Linked DNA regions of Mus musculus: region 2 is linked to region 1. The links are chromatin loops, found by intact Hi-C in ENCODE. Cell type or tissue: gastrocnemius. All regions are shown on one strand.

Region 1 (2,500 bases):
CAGTGACACCGGGTCTCGGACAAGACAAGTGTCATTCAAAGAAGCAATGCCCTGGATATCACAGAGCAGATAACCAGAGAGAAATGGGGTTCAAATCCAAAAGCACCAGGTTCCCAACCTCCCTTACAGGTCTCCTTTCAAACTCTTCTATGGTCTTGTTTATTTTTTTCCAAGCTCCCTGGCCCTTTGTACACTGCACACCTTTATAGACCCTGGGTTGGGTCTGTATGCACAATGCTTTGGCCCTCAAGCCCCTCCCCCACCCCATGTTAGCTGTAGTCAATCTCTCCAAGGCTGCAGCTGCTTGAGATAGGCAAATTGCCCTCGACTTTTATAACAAATCCTTCGGGGGAAGCAGTCGTGAATTTTGAATTCACAAATTGCCCCGCCATCTATTTTATGGAGTTGCTCATTTTCTTTCTTACCCCATCTCTCATCTCTCAAGAAACAAACTGGATTGCTCTGGTTGGTACTTGTGTGCCTGTGTTTTACTTTGAACTAAATCCCTTCATTTTCAGTTTACCTTTCCTTTTACATTTTCTCCTTGTTTCTTTTTTCTGTGACTTTCCCCAGACTGGAGGAACAGCTTTATTTGACTCAGTCACGGTGGGGAGGAGGAGAAATATGCTAAAAACAATAATAGTAAAATACTCTGGCTGATGAGAGTAGTGGGCAGACTAGAGTAGCCCTGACCCCATAAACAGGTCCTTAGGCCCTCTGATCACCTAGGACATCCTTCTGGGCTCTGCAGGATGGGGAGGCTGGCTCGTTTTAAACTTTATTTCTTTAAGTTTTGTTCTGTACATTTGGCAATCATTTAAAATGTGTAGGGCTGCCTTTTGGAGGGATCACCAGGGCTGAGCTTTCATAAAAACATGTACTGCTATTTAGTGGATTCAAACGGAAATGCACATTCAAACCATCGCCCTGGAGAAAAACCCAGACTCTATCGTTTCTGAGAAGAGGACGCCTCACAGTGATTGAGCATGACTGCAGGCATCGGCTGGAAGCAGTCAGTGTCTGAAAGCTGTCTGTCTACGTTGTGGTGAGAGGCTAGGAGTGGGTCTCCACTCTTTTTTCCTGGATGCAGCAACAGGCCTGACTATAAAAAATAAATAAATAAAAATAAAAACAAAACCTAACAATACAAAAACAAAACCAAAGTCCAGTACTGTGCCTAAGATATAACAGGCGATCAGTTAACATTTGTCAGCTGCTTGCTGGACTGAGGGGTCCTCTGGCATAGGCCACCAGCATCTTCTCTGATGCTATCAGAACATACTGTGGCTCGGGTGCTTCCTCTGTGTGTGTGTGCGCGTGCGCATGTGTGTAAGGAAGGTTTGATTTCCTGGCTTGGATTATTTGAACTCCTTTGAGTACAGAAGGCAAAAGGCAAAATCTGAATGTGGTCCTTCCTGTGTTTTCTCATCTCTGTCACACATCAGAGTCACCTGAGGAATACTGAAGTCCCCTGGTTTTCTGACTCATAGCATTAACCAGAAGCCTGCAGGTGGCACCAGTACTTTAGGATTTGGTAGCCCAGGCTGGCCTTGGACTTGATATGGTAACTGAAGATAACCTTGAATTTCTGATCCCCCTACCTTCCCAGTGCAGACATGCACCGCCATCTCTAGTTTACACAGGGCTGGAGGATGAACCCCCAGGCTTGATGCCTGTTAGGCAAGCGCACAACTGGCAGAGCTTCATCCCCAGGCTAAGGCTTCAGTGTTAAAGATTCCCAGACTAGTCCAGTGACCAGCAAAGCCTAGGACTCCTTTGAGCCCTGAGGCAGGTGTAAACTGAACCAGCAGCCAGAAAGCAGCTTTGTGTCCCATCTTGGCTCATGCGTTGGACGCACTATTTCAGAATCTGCTGAATAGAAAGACTGGAACTAGATAAATATTTCCCAAACTGCAGCTCCATAAAAACCTGTCCCTCAAAACTACAGTTCTATGGTATTTAATAATTTGAAATGGGATTTTCTTTCTTTCAGAGTTTCTCATGGCCTTTATAATGCTAATATGAACAGCGAATCTCCACTAGGGTGATAAAGTGGATAGCATTTCCCAAATTTATTTGACCGTGGGACCTCTTTTCCAAGGAGAACCTATTAACATTTCCCACAGCTGATGCTGCTTGGAACATTCTCAGGGAAATAATGGACCATGTGGATCTTTAGGAAACTGTCTAACTCTCATCGTATTTGAATAATTTTACTTTGTGTATTCCTCGACCCTCTTGTGGGAGGAGCAGACTGGTAAATAATGCACAGGGGTGGGGACGGAAAGCGTGTGTATTTATAAGTGTGAGGATCACACTCCACACAGCTCGGCAATCGCTGAATCAGTGCAGTACCCTGCTGGCAACTGGATCGCCAGTGTTGGCTGCTGTGTCCTCCCTTCCCATCTGGATGCTCTCTTTGATGGGCTGAGTCTATAGCCTTAAATGTGGGAGAGAGAAACCACATATGGTGATGACTATGAGAAACTCTCATCTGGGG
Region 2 (2,500 bases), 240 kb before region 1:
CAATTTGTATGAATTCTTTATGTAGCAGAGATATCAAACTATTTCTGAAGTGTTTGCTCTGTACTTCTTTGTATGATATTTTTTCCTTTGGCTTTTGCTCTACAGGAGATGTGTGCTTTGAGTATAAGTTCTATGCCCGTAAATAACAGGGGCCACATTTAAATGTGTGTGCTTTCATCTTTACATGGTCCATAATATGTTTTCTCAGGCAAACTAAGTCTGACTATAGAATGCTTAGATTAGCAGCCAAGGATGTATTCAGGGGACAGGAGAAATTGGATCACTCTGTGAGAGGAATGGCTAATGACACTTTCCTCCTGATGAGACTCTGTGTCCCACTCTTCATTTATGGATTCTAAAATATTTATTGGATATCTACTCTATGCCAGGCTCTACTGCTGAGGACATGCCGAACCCTTATTTAATGGTCACTGAGATTTAATTGAGGTCTGATGAGATGGATGAATGGTAAACAATATCAATAAGTTAAGTATTACCTTCACTGCATTCTTAGAGTTATTATCTTTAGGATCTATAGAGACAATCTTGAGAGCTCAGAACAGACTTAGCCCCTACCCTTCAGCTGTTCACAGAAGATTGGAGAAGGCAGACAAATAAAATACAATTAAAATGGAGTATGTTAGGAGCTGTGAGGGGGAGGTAATGTGGTTTGGGGGCCTTGAAAAGATGCAGTTAGGTTTCATGGAAAGGCACAGCTTCTTGGAGTAGTAATGTCCAAATGGAAACATGAAGACTCTCTTAGAATGGCTGAGAGGGGAGGGTTGGTGGTCACAGTGTTCTTGGAAAGACAGCAGCTCAACTTTGAAATGAGAGAGAAACCTGTGCTGAGAAGAGCCAGATGTCACCACAGTCAGTCCTTGCATTGTTTGATATGCTCACCCCTTCCATCCTCTCTTCCCTGGTTTCTCAGAATCTCAGGTTGTCGGGCTTAGCAGCAAGCATCCTTACCCAATGAGCCATCTCACTGGACCTCTCCCTTCTTTTCTCAACCTTTGTAAAATATACAACCACCAACGGAACACTAGTGGAGAGAAGATTGGCTTGAGAATCAAGACAGTCAATTTTCAAGTGTTCTGCTATGTTGTAGCATTGTGACTTTGAAGAGTTGATCCTACCTGGGCTTATTTCCTGTTCTGTGAAAGTAGAGACCAGGCAATTCCAGAGCCCACCTTGAGTTATAGAAGCTGCACAGACTCTCTGGAGCACAACTGTCCAATGGCCATTTATCATGTCTGTGTCCCAAGCTCACAGGAGGCACCTAAATCTGAGAATACTCACAAATAGTCCAAGAAGGGATTTCCCCCCTCCCCCCAAAGTCAGCAAACCAAATTCCCTAGCTAGATTCTGCTGAGTCCCAGCTTCCAAACCTCAAGCACAACCTTCTAGGCGATCGATTTCCACAGAAGCAGTCAAGCCGGTGAGTGAGAGCTTCTGGAAGGTACTTGAGAACTCGGCGGGGGGAGGGGGTGTTTCTAGCCAGTTCCTAGTGTATTATGGGCCCTCAGTTAATACTCATCGAAGTTTCATTGACATTTGATGAGATGGATGAACCATACAATATGTCAATAAAGTTAAGTATTACCCTAACCACATTCTTAAAGTTATTAAAAGTGTCAAGGGCAGGGTGATTTATTTCTTCATTCTATGGAAACATTGCAAAAACACTATGTCTAAAAAAACGCGCAGAGCTTAAATGATAATGATTTATCTTTCTGGTTCCCCTCAGCATTTAGTGTCAGAGACCATTTCTGATGCCATTGTCTCTTGAAGGTCTTTGGCCATTTGACACCATTTTTTTAAGAGCTTTGGGAGATTGCTGTCTGGACTAGAGGCTCAGAAGCTGATGTAAATTCAGTCCCTAGCCACCTCCTGTCTGCAGCTGATCTCTGGCAGCTGCCTAAGTGTGACCCTTTACATTTGATGCCATTGCCCTTGAGTAATGGGTACTTTAGTGTGTGTGCCTGTGGGGGTAGGGGAGCTGACCAAAGCTCAGACCCCGAGTGAAGAGATGAAAACCATAGCTTCCCCCCTCTGACATAGTATGTCTCTTGGGAGGTTATAAACACCAGTGACCGCTGTAGCTGGAATTATCTGCTCTGGGAATTTGTGGTCACTGTGAAATCATTTGGCATATTCAGGTATGCAGTGGGGATCCTGGGGTGACCAGCCTTGGGTTCCCAGGGTAGCTTGGCCACAGGACTCCAAGGGCATGAGAATCCTGAGCCTCAATGTGTGCCTTTCAACATCTAAGATGCACATGCCAGGGGCACAGAGCCTGTACAGATGCTATCTAGCAGCACGTTCAGAGAAAAACCTGGAAAACCCTATTTTACTGCCCAAATTAACAATGTGATTAAAAACCACGTGCAAAATGACAACAGCTGAAACAATAACCAACCTTTCAGCCTTGCAGCTTTAGGGAAGGCTAAACCCATAAGTCCCCCTCCACAGCTGCTCACAGGCGCCCCCTCTTTCAAGG

The links. A loop is a pair of places that touch in the nucleus more often than their neighbours do. Peaks named below come from ENCODE experiments on the same cell type or tissue, not always from the same donor. Only the 100,000 strongest peaks of a DNase experiment are listed, where the experiment ranks them.
Region 2: a loop joins it to region 1, with 4 times the contacts of the local background. A loop is called at or near these places in 2 of 42 quality-filtered maps.

The regions. Positions count from the first base shown.
Region 1 is chr9:101,924,812-101,927,311 of GRCm38, forward strand. The region is part of intron 15 of Ephb1 (Eph receptor B1); the gene reads right to left. Among named protein-coding and RNA genes, the nearest start is that of Gm31326, 58 kb to the right of the region's middle. In gastrocnemius, a CTCF peak has its summit at 1,499 (motif pointing right); no DNase peak of the experiment used is centred here.
Region 2 is chr9:101,687,757-101,690,256 of GRCm38, forward strand. No RefSeq gene overlaps it. Among named protein-coding and RNA genes, the nearest start is that of Gm31326, 300 kb to the right of the region's middle. In gastrocnemius, no CTCF peak of the experiment used is centred here; DNase peaks (open chromatin) are centred at 1,455 and 2,220.